3 separate regions of the Homo sapiens genome follow, and all the other regions are linked to region 3. Evidence: read pairs that join two places in POLR2A ChIA-PET (ENCODE). Cell type or tissue: GM12878. All regions are shown on one strand. Each heading gives the region's core, and the rest is flanking DNA. Links, peaks and the distances in the headings are about the cores only. Region 1 overlaps PALD1 (phosphatase domain containing paladin 1). Region 2 overlaps KIFBP (kinesin family binding protein). Region 3 has its middle 31 kb from the start of SRGN.

Region 1 (7,969 bases), core at 2,970-7,969, 1.4 Mb after region 3:
GGTCTTGAGCTCTCAACAAGAGCTTTGCCGTGTTCTTCACAGACGAGGACTCTGGGACTGTGGCTGTGCAGATGTTTTCTCATGGCAGAGTTATCCAAGAACATCTTCGTGCTCCCTTTATGAGGCAAGCTGTTGTTCTTGGGGCATCATCTTATTTAATTTTTCTTGGCTTCATTCCAGCAAGTTATGCCGATTGTTTAGGATTTGAGAGGTTACTGCCAGGTATTCCTCCAGGAGGAAGTTTCTTTCCTGTCATATACTTTGAAAATCAGGAGGCAGGTTCTCTTCAATGGCCAGTTCTTCAACCACTGTTGAGGTATCAAAGTCAATATCTTTTTTTTTTTTTTCTCTGAGGACTACATGGTGACCAAAAACTTGCCCTCCAGGTTCTTGATCTGCACCTGCTTCTGCTCCCACTTGTTGTTGCCTGGGTTGGCGCCATCACCACCCACCACATTTCTGCTTTGACGTCTGCCCTGTAGTGACTGAACCCTTCATCCTGGGACCCCTGAGGTTGGTGCCAACCCCTGCACTTCCCAGGGACAGCCCTCTATCAGGGCCCCGGCACCCTGGTTGACAGGGCCTAGAAGACTTCATTAGCCAGTTGGGCACTGTGGCTCACACCTGTAATCCCAGCACTTTGGGAGGCCGGGGCAGGCGGATCACTTGAGGTCAGGAGTTCAAGACCAGCCTGGCCAACATGGTGAAACCCCATCTCTACTAATAATACAAAAATTAGCCAGGTGTGGTGGTGGGTGCCTGTAGTCCCAGCTACTCAGGAGGCTGAGACTGGAGAATAGCTTGAACCCAGGAGGCAGAGGTTGCAATGAGCTGAGGTTGCGCCACTGCACCCCAGCCTGGGCAACAGAGTGAGATTCTGTCTCAAAAAACAAAACAAAACAAAACAAAAAACCTCATCAGCCTGATCTGAGTGGTGGTTTAGCTTTGCCTTGACCATCATCTGCCGGTGTGCTCCCTCCCTTCCTCCCGAGGCAGCCCTGTCTGCTGGAGCACAAGGACTTCTGGAGTCTCCTGCAGGGTTGCCCTGCTGGCTCAGCCCAAGGCCTGGTGGGAATCTGATTTCTGAATGCCCAAAGAGAAGGGCCCTCCCTAGAGACGAGCCCCAGAGTTGCCCTTTGGGGAGCCCTCTGGGGAGGTGTGGAGTAGTCTCTGCTCCAGGGGGCTCTGAGCTGGGCCCTAAGGCATCAGGTAAATAAGCCCTGGGCTGGCATTTGACTGTCCCTCTGAGCCCAATTTTTTTTTTTTTTTTTTTTTGAGACAGAGTCTCGCTCTGTTGCCCAGGCTGGAGTGCAGTGGCATAATCTTGGCTCACTGCAAGCTCCACCTCCCAGGTTCACGTCATTCTCCTGCCTCATCCTCCCGAGTAGCTGGGACTACAGGCGCCCGCCACCATGCCCGGCTAATTTTTTGTGTTTTTAGTAGAGACGGGGTTTCACTGTGTTAGCCAGGATGGTCTCGATCTCCTGACCTTGTGATCCGCCCGTCTTGGCCTCCCAAAGTGCTGGGATTACAGGCGTGAACCACCGCACCTGGCTGTGCCCAATTTTCTCACCTGCAGAATGGGCATGAACATTTCCCCCTGCCTATCTTCAATGTTTTTTTTTTAAACTGAGGTGAAATCCATTTAAATAAAATAAACCATTTTAAAGCCCACAATTTAGAGGCATTTAGTATAGTCACAATGTTGTACAACCACCACTTCTATCACATTCTAAAACATTTTATCACCCTAAAGGAAAACTCCACCTATTAAGCAGTTACTCACCATTCCCTTCTCCACCACAGTACTTTTTTTCTTTAAAAAAAAAAACAAAAAAACAAAAAACAGTTTTGTTGAGATATGTGCACCATAAAATACACCTGCGTGAAGTGTGCACTTTGGTGAATGTCGGTAAAAGTCCTGGGCATGCAGCCAACTCCTAGACAAGTCTGACAACACTTTCCATCACCTAGAAGGGCCCTATGCTCCCTTGTAGCCGGTCACCACTCCCACCTTGGGCCCAGGCCCACTCATCTACTTTCTGTCACTATGATTTTGTTTTTTCTGGATTTTTCACATACGTGGACTCATATAACAGGTAGCTTTTAGTGACTGGCTTCTTTACTCAACATGATGTTTTTTGAGATTCATCTCTGTTATTGGATGATTTAATCAGTTCCATTCCTTTTTTATTGGTGAGTAGTATTCCAATGTGTGGGATATGTTAAAAATAGTTTAAAATTTCTCTCTCTTTTTTTTTTTAAGAAGGGCCTCTTTCCTGTTGCCCAGGCTGCAGTGAAGTGGCTCAGGGTCGACTCACTGCAGCCTTAACTTCTGGCCTCAAATGATCCTCCCACCTCAGCCTTCTGAGTAGTTGGGACTACAGGTGTGCACCACCATGCCCGGCTAATTTTTGTATTTTTAGTAGAGACGGGGTTTTGCCCTGTTGCCCAGGCTGGTCTTGAACTCCTGGACTGAAGTGATCTGCCTGCCTCAGCCTCCTAAAGTGCTGGGATTACAGGCGTAAGCCACCATGCCTGGCCTAAAATAATCTTCACAAAATATTCAAGTAGTAGCTTCATAGAAAGTAAAATGTCAAAGTCCCCTTTCCCCTCCTTCCCCTCTCTCTGGTCCCCGTAGGTAACACTGTCAGCAGTGTGCTGAGTATCCTTTGGTCTTTTTTCTGTACCTCTACATGAATTTGTGTGGTTTTTTATTTTTGGGGTGTAAATGAGCTCAAACTCGGTCCATGGCTGTGGGGCCTGCTTTCATCCGGCCATGTATCATGCAGAGGGACCCCACCACTGCCATGGGAGTTCTGAGCACATGCCCTGAGCTGGGGCTTGGCGAGGCTTTGGGAGAGATGGGAAGAAGTCTTCCTGGAGGTGGTTAATTTAGAGCAGGTTCTGGAGAAGAGTAGCATTGGATCAAAGGGGATCAGTCTGTCCAAAACAGCCTCTGTCGTGACCCGTCCCTGGGGTCTGGGTGGATGTATTCTGCTGCTGGGGGTCTGGGTGGATGTATCCTCCTGCTGCTGGGGGTCTGGGTGGATGTATCCTCCTACTGCTGGGGGTTCTGGGCGGATGTGTCCTTCTGCCGCTTCACCAATGACCCCGACTTGGCTGCCGCTGGTGGGGGCTTCTTCCCGTCTCTCTGAAGTGTCACTGGAAGGAATAGGCCCAGGAGAGGGCAGTTCGTTGGGTTGACAGAAGAGGGACCCTTGGGGAGTTGCCCCTTGCCAAAGTCTCTTTAGGCAGCCTGTAGGGGCCTCCCAATAGCTATCTTGCCCAGCCTACGTGGGTGGAGGATGGGATGCCTGTGGCCTCTGAGGAAGGGGCTGCCTGGGCTCAGATTTTCACCCTCCTGGCCCCACCCCAACCCCAACCAATGAGACTGCAGCCAGTGGGGTCCCAGGTGCTCTGAGTCTTATGTCATGCTGCTTTCCTTGACACTGCCATCGATGTGTAGATGAACCCCATCCCCTGCATCCTAAAGTTGGTTGTTTTCATTGTTTTTAAGTTTTCCCTAACTTAACAGTACAAAGTAGTGCCTTAATTGTAAGACATGGGTTCTGGGAGATAGGAATCCTGTGTGGTGGTTCCAGGGCAGCCACTTGCTTACCCAGGAAGGGGTTGTCTTGTGACTTGGGGTCTCATCCTGGGCTCAGGAATCCTGTAGGGGGAGGGGAGGACCTGGCAGGGAGCTCTGCATAGGTGGGTTTGTGGATGTCTCCCTTTCTGCAGCTCAGTGCTGCTCAAATGTGGGTAATACGTGGACTTCCAATTCACAGCCCTATTGAGATCTAATTCACATGCTGTACAATTCACTCATTTAGTAGCTTTTAGTACATTCAAAGAGCTGTTGTCTCACCACAGTCTAATTTTACAACATTTTCATCAACCTCAAAAGATACCCCAGTACCCATTGGTAGTCACTCCCCACCCCCAGCCCGCTAGCATGCTCTGTATCTCTATAGATTTGCTAATTCTAGACATTTCATATAAATGAAATCATACAACATATGGGTTTTTTGTAGACTCCCTCTCTCTCTCTTTTTTTTCTTGAGATGGAGTCTCGCTCTGTTGCCCAGTCTGGAGTATAGTGGCGTGATCTCGGCTGATGGCAACCTCCGCCTCCCGGGTTCAAGCGATTCTCCTGCCTAAGCTTCCCGAGTAGCTGGGATCACAGGCACCTGCCACCATGCCCAGCTAATTTTTGTATTTTTAGTAGAGATGAGGTTTCACCGTGTTGGCCAGGCTGGTCTTGAACTCCTGACCTCAGGTGATCCATCTGCCTCGGCCTCCCATAATGCTGGGATTACAGGCATGAGCCACCACGCCTGGCCCTCTCTCTCTCTCTCTTTTTTAAAGGTCTCACTCTGTTGCTCAGGCTGGGGTGCAGTGGTGCAATCACGGCTCACTGAAGCCTCAACCTCCTGGGCTCAGGTGATCCTCCCTCCTCAGTCTCCTGAGTAGCTAGGACCACAGGCATGTGCCACCACATCCGGCTAATTTAAAAGTTTTTTTAATAGAGACAAGGTCTTGTGTTGCCCAGGTCTTCAACTCCTGAGCTCAGGACTCCCTTTTGAAAAACAACAACAAACCCCTCACTTGCTGATTGACATTATTCTTACTGTAATATAACTGAAATGTGTATAAGACCAGGCATAAGCACCTTAGACTTAAAGTTTTTACAAAACTATTAAAAAAACAGGAAATAGTAGTAAAACCAGAAAGCCAACTCATTTCCAATGAACAATTACTTTAATTGGAAGGATGTTAACTGCACCTACATTGCCAGCCTTGGGTTGATGGTAGAGAGCTGTGCCCTTGGGCCTCTCCTGTGTTCCCTGCCTCTGTTTCTTGGGCCTGTTGTATAGGGAAGTACTAATAATGTTGGGCTGATGGGACGGGTTGGGGTAATCAGACCTCACATTTAAGCCTAGACTACGTGTGAGCAATCCCTGAATGTCTGTTTTAATGGGGTATTGCCCGATACTCGGAAAGCTGGCTTGTTTGATTGAAGATAAGCATGGAATAGTGGCATTATTGAAATCTGCTTGTAGTGGCTCTTAAACCCACTTCTTTTTTTTTTGGAGACAGAGTCTCGCTCTGTCGCCCAGGCATGGTGCGATCTGGGCTCACTGCAAGCTCCGCCTCCTGGGTTCACACCATTCTTCTGCCTCAGCCTCCTGAGTAGCTGGGACTACAGTCACCTGCCACCACGCCTGGCTAATTTTTTGTATTTTTAGTAGAGACGGGGTTTCACCATGTTAGCCAGGATGGTCTCGATCTCCTGACTTCGTGATCCACTTGCCTCGGCCTCCCAAAGTGCTGGGATTACAGGCGTGAGCCACTGTGCCCAGCCTAAACCCACTTCTTGTAGGAATCAGGAATTTGGCACAGAGATGGGCTTTACTCACTTCACACAGATGCTGTCAACATGCACATGGTCCTGACTGCTAAGAGGCTGGGCCTTTGAACTGGGCACCTCCAGGCTGCCATGGGCTATGGGGTGGCTCTGTTCTCCCTCCCCACCTGCTTTTTTTTTCCTATTTGAATCACAACCTTTCTTTGTGCTGTGTGTGATGATATCATTTGGCCTTCATGGAGAAGGAACTGGATTGTAAACACAGGAGCAAACTTGAGGCTCAAATTGTAGGGCACTGCTTGCTTATGAGATGGTTATTCAGATGACCAGGGGATGCTCTCATTACTTTTTGAAATGACATTAAAATAACCCTTTTAAAGTGTACAGTTCAGTGACAGTACATTTGCAATGTTTTGCAACCATCACCACAAACATTTTCAGTTCCAAAACATTTTCATCACCCCAAAAGGAAAACTCCATCCATCCATTAAGTAATCCCTCCCAGTTTCCCCTCCCCCAGCCTTGGCAACCATGGATCTGCATTCTGTCTCTGGATTTACCTATTTTGGATAGTTCATGTAAGGGGAATCATGTAATATGTGACCTTCTGTGTCTGGCTTTTTTCACTTAGCATAGTGTTCAGGGCTCATCTGTGTTGTAGCAAATATCAGTACTCCATTCCCTTTTATGGCTGAGTAACTTTCCATTGTATGGATAGGCCGCACTTTGTTTATTCGTTTATTATTTGATGGGCATTTGGGTTGTTTCTACCTTTTGGCTATTGTGAATAGCTGTTTGGCTGCTATGAATGTTCATGTGCAAGTATTTGTTTGGATACTTGTTTTTTATTCTCTTGGGTATATACTTAGCAGTGGGATTGCTTGGTCATATGGTAAGTCTTTGTTTAACTTTTTGAGTTTGATGTTCTGGAATTAGACAGCGGTGATGGTTGCACAACTTTGTGAATATACTAAAAATCATTAAGTCATATACAGACGGTCCCTGACTTATGGTGGTTCCACTTATGCTTTTTCAACTTTACAATGGGTTTATCTGCGTATAACTCCGTGGTAAGTCAAGGACCTCTTTACATCCTGCGATTTGTATCACTCTACCATTGTAAAGTTGAAAAAGTGTAAGTGGAACCATCGTTAAGTCAGGGGCTATCTGCTGTGTTACCAGAATTAAATGCATTTTTGACTTTTTTTTTTTTTTTTTTTTTTTTTTGAGACAGAGTCTTGCTCTGTCACCCAGGCTGGAGTGCAGTGGCGCAATCTTGGCTCACTGCAGTCTCTGCCTCCTGGGTTCAGACAATTCTCCTGCCTCAGCTTCCTGAGTAGCTGGGATTACAGGTACCTGCCACCACGCCTGGCTAATTTTTGTGTATTTAGTAGAGATGGGGTTTCACCATGTTGGCCAGGCTGGTGTAGAACTCCTGACCTCAGGTGATCCACCTGCCTTGGCCTCCCAAACTGCTGGGATTACAGGTGTGAGCCACCACCTGGCCTTGACTTATGATATGTATAATTTATGATGGGTTTGTCAGAATGTAACCCCATGATTACATCAAGGAGCATCTGTACTTTAAAGGGTGAATTTTATGGTATGTGAATTATATCTCAATTTTAAAATTTCACAGATCCCTAAGCAGGTATTCATGGAGTCTGGACTGAGTCATGTTCTCAGTTTTGGCAACCCAGGGTCCTGCATCACCTCTTGGGAATCCTGGGATCTCCCTTGGTGGGTGAGGACACTGTGTCTCACTCCATAGTCCCATTTTTGTGGGTAATCGGTGCGAGCTACAGGAAACAAATGGGCTCACTGGCTGCCTGCCCCCCTACCTTGGCTCATTCCGGCCCTTTCCAGCTGCCGCTGCTGCTTCCTTTTTTTGAATCAGGGCCTTGCTGTGTTGCCCAGGTTGGAGTGCAGTGGCATGATTGCAGTTCACTGCAACCTTGAACTCCTGGGCTCAAGTGATCTTCCCGCCACAGCCTCTCAAAATGTTGGAATTACAGGCATAAGTCACCACTCATAGCCTGTTTCTGGCACATAAACAAGAGGTGCTTACTGTAGAACTGTTCCTTAGTTTCTCCACCCGTGAAGGAGGTCTGTGAGCAGCCCAGCCATGGCCACAGCCTGGGCTCTGCGGACAGTGATGTCTGCAGTGGGTCAGACATGCCACATTGACTTCCTTTCCAGATCCTCTTTTCCTCTGTCTGTCTTTTGTGTCGCTTTCCACAATGGCCTGTGTGAGCCTCAGGACCAGTTCCTCTTTTGGGATGCTGCTTCCTTCTAAGATTGCAGCTGAGGGTGGCGTTGGCCCCCTTGTCTGTCTGTTCAGTCCTCACTGCACACCCACTTCCCCCAAGTCTGGCCCGTTTCAGTTGGTGGCAACCCCATGCTTCTAGGTGTTCAGGCCAAACACTGCAAAGCTGTCCGTGGTTTCTCTCTTTCTCTTACACTTCAGAAAAGATGTGCCAGGAGGTTCACTGGCCTCACCTTCAGCATGGATGCACGGCGAGCCATGTCCTCACCTGTCCTCTGCTGCTAGCCCCGCCTCCAGCATCACCTGCACTGTTGGAGTAGCCACCTGATGTT
Region 2 (5,000 bases), core at 1-5,000, 50 kb before region 3:
TGCTAAAATAATTTTACACCACCTTTTCTAACCAGATTTTCCTATTAATCCTTAATAAGACATCTCAGCAATATAAATTACTTTTATTTATATTTCGAATTCGCAAGCCTCTCTGAAATTTTGGTAGTTCTCTGCTTATCAGAGTTCCTTCTTTCATCTCTCTGGTAACCCGCTGCCTTATCCTTGGGCCTTTATCCTTTTTGAGCATTTCGTTAGCGTTGGTTCTGTAAATGCGCCCGATGATTAAAGTATTGTCCCACAGAATTTCATTCAGAAAAGCTATTAGCAGGAGAGAAAGGGCTGTGGTGACTGCAGCATCGCTTCTAGGACTTTGGTCTAAGATCAAGTGTGTAAGTAACGCTACTGCATATATCAGAGCATTCAGTTAACTAATTCTCATGAATCCATTTCATTGTCCTCATCCAAAGTGTTATCCAGTGCCTCCGCTTGTGACATCTTTTTTACAGCTGTTGGAGGCCCCTTATTCATTCTGTTTAGCAACTTTAAAATTACATATTCACTGTGACTTTAATTTATACTTAAAACTCCATGGAAATTGGCAGTACTAAGATATCTAGATATTAAAGTGTGATTAAAATTTAAAGTTGTTAAGCATTACTTATGTGGAGCATGCAGTAATTTTCATGAGACCTCCCACACCCTGCACTTTTATTTTTTTACCAAAATCTTTTTTAAGTTTTTGTTAAAACCAACTAAGTCGTATTGCAAAAAGAGGGATTTGAACCATGTTTTTAAAAATGCAATTGTCATTTATATCATTGTCATCTTCATCTGATTCCAGTGATGAGGTTTTGCTACTTGGTGAATCCCTACCTGGCAGCTGCTAAAGTCCCACATTTACCAGCCACCTAGAGGGCATAAGACACTCACTGTTCTAGCAGTGGTTGCTCACAGGGAGCCAATCTGGACAAAGCTGAAATGACGATAAATGTTAAGGGATTGGATTATAGAGAGATAATTAAAGTTTCATTATATAAACTCTAACTTTCTTTTGGCTTTTAAGATTTAACACATTTTTATCTATAGATGTTGCTGGGCTAATACTACACGTGTCCAGCTATTCTCAAGATGGCTTCTGAATTTGCCATAATGGAAAGATACATTTAATGCTGCAATTTTAAAGTTATAGCCAACCATTTAAAGCCTTTCAGGTATTACTAATATTAAGTAGACATTCTATTTAATGAGGGTGGCTTCCAACTAAAAGTTGGACTTTAACTTTGAACTTCTGCTGGGTGGTCCTTTGACTTACATGACAAATACAAAATGTTTCTATTAACAAGGAGATCTTCTCTAATTGTTTGAGAAGTTTGCCATGCCCGGAATTGAATTATGAAGTCTTCAAGAGTGTTGGTAAAGCAGTTCCATAAGGTTCATCTGTAGAAGTCTGTTGACTTTAAAACTTGGTGGGAAGCCTTATTGTATGTAAAGTTTAAAGATTTTAGAACACAGGAATATCTTCTTACCTGAGTTTATCCTATTTGCCTTTGTATAGTAGGATGTAAAGGGGCTCTCTAAACCTAATAAAAATTAAATCCTCAGGCTGGGCAAGGTGGCTTACATCTATAACCCCAGCACCCTGGGAGGCCAAGGTGGGAGCATTGCTTCAGGCCAGGAGTTGGAGACCTGTTTAGGCAACATAGAGAAACCCCAGAATTAGTCAGGCTTGGAGGCTAAAGGTGGGAGGATCCCTTAAGACCAGGAGGTTGAGGCTGCAGTGAACTATGATTGTGCCACTGCACTCCAGCCTTGGGCCAGAGTGAGACCCCTGTCTCGTAAAAAAAAAAAAAAATATATATATATATATATATATATATATTCAGTCTTCTGACACAATGTAAATAGTCTAAGAATTTATTGTGCATGGGATTTTGGCTACTTAGACTGAACCTAAAGGAGTTTTTGAGACAGTTTAAGTCTAGGATGACAGCCATTCCTGTATATCTATTGATTGTATAAGGAGAGCTAACTTTCAGTTGGCAGTTGTCTTTCAATCCGAGTGGATTATTATTAAGAGTTTGGGGGCATTAATATTTTAACCTTTGAGGTTACATTTTAACCAGATAATATGATAATATATCTTTTGTACCTTCTGAATGATCTGCAACTCTACAGGGCCTCCTTTGTAGTATTTTTATCTGATTTTATACCTTTTCCCATATTAAAAGAAATTATGCAAGTATCAGTTGCAAATAAAGCTGTGTGATAGTTGCATTCACTGTTGTTTATTTCCCCAATAGCTATGCTTTATGGAGGCCAGGCACTGTTTATCAGCTGCTAATGTCATTTTTGGTCAAACTGGAAAGATCTCAGCCACAGAAGACAGTAAGTTTACCTTTGCATGTTTTACATAGCTTTTAAAAAAAGTTTTATTTTGAAATTATTTTAAACTTTTGAAAAGTTGCAAGAACAGAAGAGCTATCATATGCCCTTCTAAATGCACCAATTTTTAGTATTTTCCTCGCTTGGAATCAAATTTTATTTTTCTCTCTGAACCATTGGAGAGAAGGTTACATACATTAGGCTCTTTTACCCTTTCATACTTTAGTATATATTTCCTAAGAAGAATATTTTCTTACATAATCATAGATCATTTATCAAATTCAAGAAATGTAACATTGGCCAGGCATGGTGGCCCACGCCTGTAATGCTAGATTTTGGGAGGCCAAGATGGGAGGGGCCAGGAGTTCAAGACAAGCCTGATCAACATAGTGAGACCCCATCTCTATGTTTTTAAAGAAATTAAAAAAAAAAAAGTAACATTGATACAATTCTTTTATCTACACTGCATATTTCTATTTCATCAGTTGTTGCCATAATATTCCTTCTAGCATTTGTTTGCCAGTACTGGATTATACAGTTCAAGATTGCATAATGCATTCAGTTGTCACATCTCTTCAGGCATTTTTCGTCTGGAATTGTTCCTCAGCCTTTCTTTCCCTTTCATCACTTAATATTAAGAATATAGGCCAGTTATTTCATAGAATTACTGCCAGCTGGGGTTTGTGTGATGTTTCCTTATGCCATGATTCAGATGATATATTTTTGGTTGGAATACTACATGCATAAGCGATGTTGCCAAATACCCATCTTTTTAAGTATAGTGTTTCCTTTAGTCTTAGAAAATCACAGTTAACATGTGTCTTTGAGTCATTTAACAGGTTTTTTAATAAGTTCATCATTTTCTTTAAAAATAGTTTATTTTTAAAAATAGTTTGATTCTATTGCTCACTGTTGAACAGTTTCCAACCTTCTTACGATGTTTTAGATTTTGAAACATCATGTCTTCCTTACAAATGGACATTCTAATTGTGGATCTGAAAAATGCAGAGACTCTTAAGAGCTAAAGGAATGTACATTATCAAAGTAAATAGTTGCTTTCTCCCCTAATATATTAACTACATTAATTATAGATTAGTTGAAGTCTAAGAGGCACTTGTCTCAAAAAATGAATAAAAACTAAATTGCTGAGATATTATTTAATAATTCACTTTATTTAAAGTAATATCGTGAGATATTATTTTGTTTTTACTCTTCATAATAGCTGAAAAAATGACAGTGACCAGTGTTTTCAAAATGTTCTTATTGAGCATTCTCATATATTGTTGGTTGGCATATTTGTTGAAAATAATTTGGCTGTATGTTGTGAATTATTTAAAATTGTGTAAACTCTTTTACTCAGTAAATTCCACTTCTAGGAATCTGCCCTAAGGAAGAAATCCAAAATCCAGACAGATTTTTGCACAATTATACTCATGTTTCAAGTTTAAAAAAAATGTGTGTATGTGTATAAACTTTACAAAGCTTTGTGTTGACAGCTGACTTTGTAGATTACAGCAAGAAAGCTGCTCTGCTATGTATGACACTCTGACCCAGAAGCAGGTCATCTGAATAGTTTAGCACCAGGTTCTCCACAACCATCTGTTGTGTGACATAGACGTTTTTGTGATAGTAAAGAATTGGAAACAACAAATTCCAGGTTAGAATTAGAAGAATGGTTAAATAATAGAATATCTATTTAATTGTATATAATGGTGTACTTAAAAATGAAGCTAAGAGTTGATAATGATATGAGTAAAGTGTTTGTGGTGCGAGAAAGAAATATGCAAAAATAATAGTGAGTGCTTCTGGGTAGTAGGATTTGGGGGGGGATCTTTCTTCCCTTTTCCCCAAGCCCCCTGCTTCAGTAAAGATCTGTTACTTTTATAGTCAGGAAAAAGTGATATTAAAAAAATTACAGTACCCAATGAAAATTACAGTTGTGACCATTAACTTAAACAAATCACATGTATATTTTAGCTCCTGAAGCTGAAGGAGAAGTGCCAGAGCTTTATCATCAAAGAAAGGGGGAAATAGCAAGGTGCTGGATCAAATACTGTTTGACTCTCATGCAGAATGCCCAACTCTCCATGCAGGTAATGCAGTCAGAAGCTGCCTTTTTCTTTCTTAAATGAGGAAATTGTAAGTAAAAACTCATAGTGGGGATTGTGCTCATTGGGGTCACATTGTGTTTAATATGAAAGGTGTGTAGAATGTTTTCGTAAATATTTCTTTCTTGGTTTTAAATCGTATTCTTCGAATTGCTTGAATCCGGGAGGCAGAGGCTGCGTGAGCCGAGATTGGACCACTGCACTCCAGCCTGGGCAACAGAGCGAGACTCCATCTCTAAATAAATAAATAAATAAAATAAATCTTACTCATCATTCAAGGCCTATCTTAAATACTACCTCTTCCTTGAAGACTTTTCTTTGGTTAGAATATAAGCTTCTTGAGAGCTGGGAACGATATCATATTCTTTTTTTTTTTTTTTTTAGACAGGCTCTCGCTCTGTTTCCCAGGCTGGAGTGTGGTGGCGTGATCATGGGTCACTGCAACCTTGGTCTCCCCGGCTCATGCAGTCCTCCCACCTCATCCTTGGAGTACAGGCGTGTGCCACCATATCCAGTTAATTTTTAAATTATTTTGTAGAGACTGGCTCT
Region 3 (10,343 bases), core at 5,344-10,343:
ATGACATCTGCAAATAGCCTATTTCCAAATAAGGTCACATTCTGAGGTTCCAGTACACATGAATTTTGGGGGGACACTGTTCAATCCAGTATGATTGATGAGTACATTTTGTGAGAAAGATACTTCCAAAGAGTTTGGGTAGAGCTTAGGTAATTTCTCCAGCATCTTCTAACCCCAAATAGGGACAGAACAGAGTGCTTATGTGTGCCAGGCAATGGTCTCGATGCCAGGGACACGATGATGGACATGACACAGTCTTTGCCCCCGCAGAGCTCAGATCCTAGTGATGGAGGCGGACAATCAATACGTGGATATCTGTCAGTATGTAATATGATATTGGGTTGTGTCAGCAGAGTAGAGGCATGGAGAGGAACAGGCCGGTAGAGGTGGTAGGCTATTTTCGATAGGAAAGAATGGCAGGGAAGACCACTGTCACCTGTGAGGTGACATTGAGTTGCAGAAGTAGTGATTTAGTGAGGAGAAAAAGCACCAAGCCCCTGAGGCAGGAATATGATTGGTAAGTTCAAAGCACACGGAAGGGGACAGATGATGTGTCTCACCCACCATGACCTGGGCTGGGAGCTGGGTATCAGGCCTCTTGGCCCAGAGCTGCTGGTCTGGAGTGGGGAAGGTGGTGGGGAGGAGATTTCTCCCGCTTCTGGTCAAGGGTTTCACTTCCTTCAGCCTTGCTTCCCCCATTGTTCAGCTGGGGTGGAGGCTGGTTACCCCTGGCTCTGGCTGGAGCAGTCCAGTGCCATTGTCATTGTCTTTTCCATACAATAAGAACAGAATTCCGTCCTTTCTTTGCTGCTGGCTTTAAACCTCCAGGTCCTAAAGCCCCTTCTCTCACTTCTTTGTTAATCTCAGGGTGTGCCTGAGGCTTTTCACTCTGCCTCCGCTTTCACCACTGCCTGGTGGCTGGTGCGTGGGCTTCTTACCTGGCTCCCTCCTTCACCTCCTGCGAGTCTTCCTTCTTGGATGAGCGCCCCGACCACCTTACTGAAGGAACATGCACTCCTCTCCCAGCTGCCTTTGTACCTTGCTCCTTTCCCCCACGGCATGCTGTAGAATTTCCTTAGGCATTATGTGTTGTTCTGGGTCTCTGTCACCCTCACTGCTATCTACTAGATTGTAAGCTCCACGAGGGCAAAGATGGGTACTTTTTGTTCATGGATATAGCCCAAGCACCTAGAGCAATGCCTGCCACACAGTAGGTACTCAAAAAGTATTTGCGGACTGAAATGAATAAACAAGTGAATGGGTTGTAGGGTAGAATCCTAAATGGCTGAACTGGAAGACTCGCACAGGAATTCCCCTGTGCTGCCCCTACGAGGGAACTGAGATGCAGAGAACAGAAAGGAATTCTTTAGAGAATCGGATGGGAGGCTGGACACAGAGCTTGCCCTCAGGAAATTTACACGAATTGGGGGTGGGGTGGGCAGTGCCACCTCCTTGCACAACTCCAGGGGGTGTCATTTTCATTGAACACAGTATAGGTGGTGCTCCTGGAGTGGTGCCTGGCCTGGGGGTGAGGTAGTTGAGGAGAGACTGTGGCCGGACCATGGTGTGGGGCTCAGAAGAGAGAGTGCAGGTGTGACAGCTCAAAGGGCCCAACCCAAGAAAGAACATCACCAGCCCAGGGCCAGGAAGGGTGTGGTGGAGGATGGGCACCACGGTCAACACACAGAGATCCAACACACACACTCCCAACACCATCTCTGGTGTTTTCTATGCCCAGCACAAGGCCTGGCCAACCCAGTAGGTGAAGTCGCCCAAGGTGCCCAGTAGGTGAAGTCTTTTATTCTTGTTGTTGTTTTGAGACAGGGTCTTGCTCTACCGCCCAGGGTGGAGTGTAGCAATGCTGTTTGCATTGGGCTGACTGAAGCCTCAATAGGGCTCACTGAATCCTCGATCTCCCAGGCTCAAGTGATCCTCCCACCTCAGCCTCCAGAATTTCTGGAACAACAGCTGCAGGCCACTACGCCTAGCTAATTTAAAAAATTTTTTTTTATAGAGACGAGATTTCACCATCTTGCCCAGGCTGGTCTTGAACTCCTGGACTCAAGCAATTCTCCCACCTCAGCCTCCCAAAGTGCTGGGATAACAGGCATGAGCCACCGTGCTGGGCCTAGGAGGTGAAGTCTTGATGAGGGGCTGTGATGGTCTGGCTTGGGAGCAGAGCTGAGGTTTGCTCTAGCACCTGGCCCTCTTGTCCAGTGGGGCTCACTCCTCTTGACTCTGTTCCCCTTGCTGCTGGCTCTTCACTTTGCTGCCTGATAGAATCTAAAATCCCCTGGGGAATTTTAGAAAACATGGGATGCGAGGGGAGTCAGGGGGCACATCCTCGGGGATTTCCATTCAGGTGGTGAGGAGCGGGACTGGACATCCCCTCACCACGTGATACTTGTGTTAGCCAGGCTTGAGAACCCCTGCTCTAGAAGCTGTCCCGGTGACATGGAAGGACCCGGGTAAAAGATTCATAACCCTGTAGTGTTATCCACACAACTGGTGGGTTCGGCCACTTGGTGGGTATCAGTTCAATGACCGCCACCAGAGAGGATGTAGCAAGGGGATTTTATGACTTGTAACAAGTCCCAAAGCAGTGTCCCCCTGAGCCGGGGACTGGGTCACGTTTTATAAGCATAGGGTAGTGATCCGACTGGATCCTGCCATGCAGTGCCTGCTTCTTCTTTTTTTTTTTTTTTTGAGATGGAGTCTCACTGTGTCACCCAGGTTGGAGTGCAGTGGCGCAATCTCAGCTCACTGCAACCTCCACCCACCAAGCTCAAGCAATTCTTTTTTTTTTTTTTTTTTTTGAGATGGAGTCTGGCTCCGTTGCCCAGTCTGGAGTGCAGTGGCGCAATCGCGGCTCACTGCAAGCTTCGCCTCCTGGGTTCACATCATTCTCCTGCCTCAGCCTCCTGAGTAGCTGGGACTACAGGTGCCCGCCACCACGCCCGGCTAACTTTTTATACTTTTAGTAGAGATGGGGTTTCACTGTGTTAGTCAGAATGGTCTCGATCTCCTGACTTCATGATTCCCCCGCCTCGGCCTTCCAGAGTGCTGGGATTACAGGCGTGAGCCACCAAGCCCAGCCTCAAGCGATTCTTGTGCTTCAGCTAGCTGGGATTACAGACAAGCACCACCACACCTGGCTACTTTTTGTATTTTTAGTAGAGACAGGGTTTTGCCATGTGAGCCAAGCTGGTCTCGAACTCCTGGCCTCCTGTGATCCACCCACCTCAGCCTCCCGAAGTGCTGGGATTACAGGCATGAGCCACCACGCCTGGCCCAGTGTCTGATTCTTCATTCAGCCCCCACTTGGGTTCCCCTGTGGTTGCAGGCTTGGTTCATCTGCGCATGCTCAGGTTTTGTGACCCGAGGGTCTGAGGCAACTGGGAAACAACTCACATCTTTGTTACATAAAAGCTCATTCTCAGTAAACTATCGCAAGAACAAAAAACCAAACACCGTATATTCTCACTCATAGGTGGGAATTGAACAATGAGATCACATGGACACAGGAAGGGGAATATCACACTCTGGGGACTGTGGTGGGGTGGGGGGAGGGGGGAGGGATAGCATTGGGAGATATACCTAATGCTAGATGACGAGTTAGTGGGTGCAGCGCACCAGCATGGCACATGTATACATATGTAACTAACCTGCACATTGTGCACATGTACCCTAAAACTTAAAGTATAAAAAAAAAAAAAAAAAAAAAAGCTGAACCAGATTGGTCTGATGCAGTTACAGTGGCTCCGCAGAGAGCATTCAAAAGAATTGATGAACTTGAATGGGAATAAATGACACCTTAATTTTCATGAACCTCCAACTGAAATTGAGTGTTTTCTTCCGTTATGAATGTAAATGTCAAACCACAGCAGTGTCAACAGTACCTGTGACTTTGTCACCCTAGAAATCAGATCTTCTCATATCATTTTATGGTTGTTGTGGGTATCTTGAAATATGATTTAAGCTCATCTGCACTTAAAAAGTAAGATGATTATTAGATTCCTCCTAGATTTTGTTATTTAATGCATTAATGAAGATGCACATATATCACCATATCACAAATTTTACAATATTTTTGGCTACTGGCATTCAACATAATTGTTTCAATAGAAATCCTATGTATCTTAGATTTTTTTCTTTTCTTTTTTTTTTGAGACGGAGTCTCGCTCTGTCGCCCAGGCTGGAGTGCAGTGGCATGATTTTGGCTCACTGCAACCTCTGCCTCCTGGGTTCATGCCATTCTCCTGCTTCAGCTTCCCAAGTAGCTGAGACTACAGTTGCCCGCCACCACACCTGGCTAATTTTTTGTATTTTTAGTAGAGATGGGGTTTCACCGTGTTAGCCAGGATGGTCTCAATCTCCTGACCTCGTGATCCACCCACCTCGGCCTCTCAAAGTGCTGGGATTACAGGCGTGAGCCACTGCACCCGGCTATGTTAGATGTATTTTAAGACAGCATTCTGAGAAGGGGGTCTGTAGGCTGGCCAGATGGCCAAAAGGGCCCCTGATCAAAGCAAAGATCTTCGGAAGGTAAAGAACATTCAGAGGAGGCTCCTTGTCCCCAGAGAAGGCAGAGTGGTATGTAGTGGACACAGTAACTCCCTCTCTCTTCCTGTGTGGCCTGCAGGCAAAGGTCACACCGCTCACGGTCAGGGCTGTCTCACTTCCGTTTGGGGTGAGAGCACCCCCTCACTTACTCGTTTCTCATTTTTTGGCAGAAGTGCCCCTTGGCCTCCCATGGCAGCCCTGGGGGAGGGCAATAGGGCTTTTTTCCAGCCTTGTTAACCCAAGGGGGAGGGGGCAACCCAAACAGTGAGGGAATGAGAAGAGCTTGGACTGGAGGAGAGCAGTTGTTCCTTGAGCCTCGACAGGTAGATGCTGACCGCCAGCTCCTTGCTGCCCCTCACAATTCCTTCCTGCCCTGATTGCTAGTGTTCCCGCCAGAGGAGGGACCTGGGAGACCCACTGATGCCTGCTGGCGCTCCTTTAGAGCCCTTCTGCAGCTCGGCAGACGCTTGGCCCCTGTGATCCAAGCCTGCCCCAGGCACAGTCCCCCACCCTCAGGGAGCTCACAGTCTGGCCAGGGGATCTGAGCCAAGAACTCAGAGTAGGAAGAGGTTTGCAGCTGGGGCCTGGTACAGGTGTGTAGAGCAAACCAGAAACAAATGGGTTAACTTCAGATGATGTTTCTACTCTCTCACACCCACCCTGGGTTGTCTGGTGCGTGGCTGAGCTGAGTCTTAAAGGCTAGATAGAGTCTTAGCTGCCCAACTCACAGCAGTACCCTTTGGATCCACCTGCCCCTGTGGGTGGGCACACATGCTGTGTGGGGCGTGCACAACAGTGACCAGTTGGCGAGAGGTGGTGGTGTCACCACAGGGGAACTTGACCTCCTGGCCCAGCAGCCTAAAACAGAGGTTGATTAAAGCAAAAAGAATCATAGTTGTGGATGGCTGGAGACCTGGGTGTCTGAGGAGATGTCTGAGGTGCGAGTGAGAGGTGCCTGAAGTAAACGACAGACCCAGGAAGTGTCTGCCGTGCTGCTCGGAGCCACGGAACAGGGCCCTTAGACTGGATCTTTTTTCCCTTGGAGTCCGGGAACTCTTTCAGCCCTCTGGCGAAAGCTGCAGAACCATCTCCTCAGGAAAATACACATGTATCATCCAAATTCTGTACCCCATTGTAGAGGTTCTCTTCCCCATGTTTGGAGGAGGAAGAGGCAAAGTTAGAGAGGTGGATGAATTTCCCACGATCGACGGCTCGGCAGCAGGGGGGCAGCAGAGCCAGGACCTCAGGTCCCTGGCAGGTTTAGTGTGCCACGCTTTCCCTTCCCCTTATTGTCTCCCTGGAGAGGAGGAAGTGGGCTGGGGCCGGCGGGAGCCCACATGCACTTCCAGTTCCACACCATGCTGGGGGAAACTAACTGGTAGATAAATAAACACGGGACAGCGCAGGTACAAAAGGCGGCAGAGGCCTTGGGTCCACCCCAGTTCTCACCCTCTCCCTGACTTCTTGATTCCAGTGCAAAAGATCAGCAGCTCTTCTCCCTGAGGCCTAACCTGTGACTTCCTCCTCCTGGGGAAGGTAGAAAGACTTGTCTTCTGGCCTGTTCTCTAAGACCTCCCTTTTCAAGCAATGGAAGCATTCAGAACTTTAACAAGAACCAACCACAGTGACCCCACAGTGTCTGTCCTCGCTGAAATCTGAAAGCAAAGTGGTCAGAGTCGTTTGTGCCCAGGCTTCCTGGAAGTGGTGTCTTCTCAGCACGAGTCGAGCAGCCCAGGACAGACTCTTCTCCCTGACTCCTCTTGGCTTTAGAGGAGAGACTGCTGGTGACAAAAGGAACCTACTGGAAATAAGTGGAGGATCACCCACAGTCTCCCAGCTGCCTCCACCTACAGATAAGGAGGAAAGGGTGGGGAATGTGCTTCTAGTGAGCTGAATCCCAGCCTGGACTCAGGGCTGATCCCCATCCCCAAAGGGCTCAGAAGTGATTCAGGCTGCAGGCATCCCAAGTTGAGGTTCAAGAGAGTTATGCCCAGGAGCCCTGGATTTTCTGAGTTGGTATTCATTTCATATATGTGGTTACCCTTTTGTTGTTGGGTCTCGGTTACTGATTTGAAAAAATTTGTCATTATTAAGGGTCTAGGGCACAGTCCTGGGGTGCCTGGTATGGGCAGGAGTTAGTGGTTTCCTTGCGAGTATATGGCTTTGAGAGTTCTGTCCCCAGCCTTCCCTGTTGCGGCTACACTGGTTTCTGTTAATATCACTTCACTGTGGACTTCACTATCATTCTTCTCTGTTTTCTGTTTTCCTTCTTGCCCAACTTTAGCAACCACCAAAGGGATGCCAACTCCTCGTACCTGCCTCCAATTTTTATTTCATGGTCAAATTTTACTAATTTGGAGCAAACACACGGACCAAATAGTGAAGAGTTTGTTCTTTTAAGTTTTCTTAAGTCATTAAGAGATACTCCCCAGCCAGGCATGGTGGCTCATACCTGTAATCCTAACACTTTGGGAGGCTGAGGCAGGAGGATCGCTTGAGCCCAGGAGTTTGAGACCAGCCTGGGCAACATGTCAAAAACCCATCTCTAAAAAAAAAAAAAAGAAATTAGCTGGGTGTGGTGGTGCATACCCGTAGTCTCAGCTATTTGGGAGGCTGAGGTGGGAGGATCACTTGAGTCCTGGGGCTGTGATCATGCCCCTGCACTCCAGCCTGGGGAACAGAATGAGACCCTGTCTCAAAAAAATAAAAAAAAAATAATAAATAAAATAAAGAAACTCCACCTTGGCCGGGCGCACTGGCTCACACCTGTAATCCCAGCACTTTGGGAGGCTGAGGCAGGCGGATCACCTGAGGTCAGGAGTTCAAGACCAGCCTGGCCAACATGGCGAAACGCCATCTCTACTAAAACATACAAAAATTAGCTGGGCACGGTGGTAGAACCTGTAATCCCAGCTACTCAGGAGGCTGAGGCAGGAGAATCACTTGAAGCTGGGAGGCAGAGATTACAGTGAGCTGAGATCGTGCCACTGCACTCCAGCCTGGGTGACAGAGCGAGACATCTCAAAAAAAAAAAAAAAAAAAGCCCCATTTTGATCTTTGCACAATTCATTTGCCCTATCTGAGGAGTATGCTAACTAAAGGTAAATTTCAGCTGCATCCCTGCCAAGAGGAGCAAGAATTTCCTGAGTCTTGGGTTATATCGGGGGACTCCTTTTCCACATAATTCTCCTGGTTTATAAGTGCCTCTGAAATAAAAAATAAAGATGAAGTGGGAGCTGCCACCACCTATTTTCATTTTATTATTACTATTATTATTATTATTATGTTTGAGACAAGGTCTCACTCTGTCACCCATGTTGGAGTACAATGGCATGACCATAGCTCACTGCAGCCTGGAACTCCTAGGCTCAAGTGATCCTCCCACCCTGGCCTTCCAAAGTGTTGGCATTACAGGTGTGAGCCACTGCGCCCAGCCCCATGGCCTCTTTTTTTTTTTTTTTTTATGTGAGACAGAGTCTCTTGTTGCCCAGGCTGAAGTGCAATGGCGCAATCTTGGCTCACTGCAACCTCTGCCTCCTGGTTTCAAGCAATTCTCCCGCCTCAGCCTCCCAAGTAGCTGAGACTACAGGCACCTGTCACTACGCGCGGCTAATTTTTTTGTATTTTAGTAGAGATAGGGTTTCACCATGTTGGTCAAACTGGTCTTGAACTCCTGACCTCAGGTGGTCCGCCCACCTCAGCCTCCCAAAGTGCTGGGATTACAGGCGTGAGCCACCGCGCCCAGTCCCATGGCCTTTTTTTAATACCCAAGAAAGCTCAGGGATAATAACACACCATGCCTCTTGAAATTGCCACAGAAAGAAAATGGAAAGCCACTTTTAAAAATAAAAAGGCTCAGGCCGGGCACGGTGGCTCACGCCTGTAATCCCAGCATTTTGGGAGTCCGAGGCGGGCAGATCACGAGGTCAGGAGATTGAGACCATCTTGGCTAACACGGTGAAACCCCGTCTCTACAAAAAAATACAAAAAATTAGCCGGGTGTGGTGGCACGCACCTGTAGTCCCAGCTGCTGAGGAGGCTGAGGCAGGAGAATCGCTTGAACCCGAGAGGTGGAGGTTGCAGTTAGCCAAGGTCGCGCCATTGTACTCCACCCTGGGCAACAAAGAGCAAGACTCCATCTCAAAATAAATAAATAAATAAATAAATAAATAAATAAATAAATAATAAAAAGGCTCAAGCCTGTAATTGCAACATTTTGGGAGGCTGAGGTGGGCAAACTGCTTGATCCAGGAGTTCGAGACCAGTCTGGGCAACATTGTGAGACCCTGTCTCTAGAAAAAATTAAATTAAAATATTAGCCAGGTGTATTGCTGGCATGTGTCTGCAGTCCCAGCTTCTTAAGAGGCTGAGGTGGGAGGCTCACTTGAGCTCAGGAGGTCCAGGCTGCAATGAAGTGCGATTGCACCACTGCACTCCAGCCTGGGCAACACAGCAAGATCCTGCCTCAAAAAAAAAAAAGAAAGGAAAATGAAAAAGAAAAGGCTGTGTGGGTTGGCATGCACTTGAAATCCCAGCTAATTGGGAGGATGAGGCAGGAAGACAGTTTGAGCCCAGGAGTAAAACCAGCCTGGGCAACATCATGAGACCCTGTCTCAAATAAAATAAAACAAAATGAAAAAAAAAAAAACAAGACACATTTTAAATCTTCAATAATCTTTAAAAATATGACTTTTAAGATTCTTGGTTAATGCAATAGAAAATTCAGTGATCCCCACCTTTTCTTTCTTTTTTTTTTTTTTTTGAGAATGGGGTCTCACTATATTGCCCAGGCAGGTTTTGAACTCCTGGGCTCAAGCTATCCTCCAGCCCTCTTTTTAATACAAATAAGCAACTCATCCTTAATAATAGTTTGCTTGAAGACAAGGCATCTTTTTTTTTTTTTTTGAGATGGAGTCTTGCTCTGTTGCCCAGGCTGGAGTGCAGTGGCATGATCTCAGCTCACTGCAGCCTCTGCCTCCCAGGTTCAAGCAATTCTTCTACCTCAGCCTCCTTAGTAGCTGGGATTACAGGTGCCCGCCACAACGCCTGGCTAAGTTTTGTATTTTTAATAGAGATGGCGTTTCACCATGTTGACCAGGCTGGTTTCAAACTCCTGACCTCAGGTGATCCGCTCTCCTCAGCCTCCCAAAGTGCTGGGATTACAGGCATGAGCCACTGCGCACAGTCTACAAGGCATCTTTCAAAAGCAAACATGTTATTCCTCACACACCTTCTGAAGATTAAACATGGGATGGACACTACTGATGTGTGGTGGGCTTTGTATGGCTCACTAAGTGGGAGGAATTTTTTTAATATCCTATGTCATAACTCTCAAAGAATGTGTTAAAGCCAACCCAGGAAATTTCTTAGGAACAGAGGTCAACTTGACGGTTGCAGTATTTCTCGGACTTGCGGCTGATGACAAGGCACAGCAGCCTGGGAATTACACAATCTCCGCTCTTACGCATTTCTTAATCATTCACTGGATACAGTTGCATGAATACTTTCTGTTCCTGTTCGAGTTTAGTAAAAATAGCAAAATAGAAGCGTCTATGGGGTTAGGAGAGGAAAAACACTCTAGCAGCAAATTCTGTTCCATTCGACCCAACGTACACGATAGTGATCAGAGGACGTCTCTGGAGAGCGTGTTTTCCTTTTGACCTTGTGTACTTCCTGTACTTCGCTGCCTCTGTGAGCGTGCTGCTCAGGCAGGGCTCTGGGTCCTCAGCAGCACCGAGGCAGCAGAAACACCAGGTATCCGGTGCCCACCACACCAGCAA

What was found. ChIA-PET counts read pairs that join two places held together with the same protein. Peaks named below come from ENCODE experiments on the same cell type or tissue, not always from the same donor. Only the 100,000 strongest peaks of a DNase experiment are listed, where the experiment ranks them.
Region 1: POLR2A ChIA-PET joins it to region 3 with 5 read pairs; 1 of 35 experiments calls an interaction of 5 or more read pairs at or near these places.
Region 2: POLR2A ChIA-PET joins it to region 3 with 6 read pairs; 11 of 35 experiments call an interaction of 5 or more read pairs at or near these places.

The regions. Positions count from the first base shown.
Region 1 is chr10:70,485,877-70,493,845 of GRCh38, forward strand. All of the region lies in intron 1 of PALD1 (phosphatase domain containing paladin 1), which reads left to right. It also overlaps the pseudogene YY1P1. Among named protein-coding and RNA genes, the nearest start is that of PALD1, 11 kb to the left of the region's middle. RefSeq lists a silencer at 4,347-4,446 and an enhancer at 7,743-7,969. In GM12878, for the core only: no CTCF peak of the experiment used is centred there; a DNase peak (open chromatin) is centred at 7,675; H3K4me3 peaks cover 722 bases; H3K27ac peaks cover 2,146 bases.
Region 2 is chr10:69,006,580-69,011,579 of GRCh38, forward strand. KIFBP (kinesin family binding protein) reads left to right here. Exons shown (of 7, transcript NM_015634.4): 5 at 2,262-2,346; 6 at 4,321-4,436. Among named protein-coding and RNA genes, the nearest start is that of KIFBP, 20 kb to the left of the region's middle. In GM12878, for the core only: a CTCF peak has its summit at 865; no DNase peak of the experiment used is centred there.
Region 3 is chr10:69,051,597-69,061,939 of GRCh38, forward strand. No RefSeq gene overlaps it. Among named protein-coding and RNA genes, the nearest start is that of SRGN, 31 kb to the right of the region's middle. RefSeq lists enhancers at 625-754, 895-1,004, 5,335-5,514, 5,925-6,124, 10,073-10,192 and 4 more and a silencer at 3,266-3,315. In GM12878, for the core only: a CTCF peak has its summit at 5,798; no DNase peak of the experiment used is centred there; H3K4me3 peaks cover 695 bases; H3K27ac peaks cover 2,175 bases.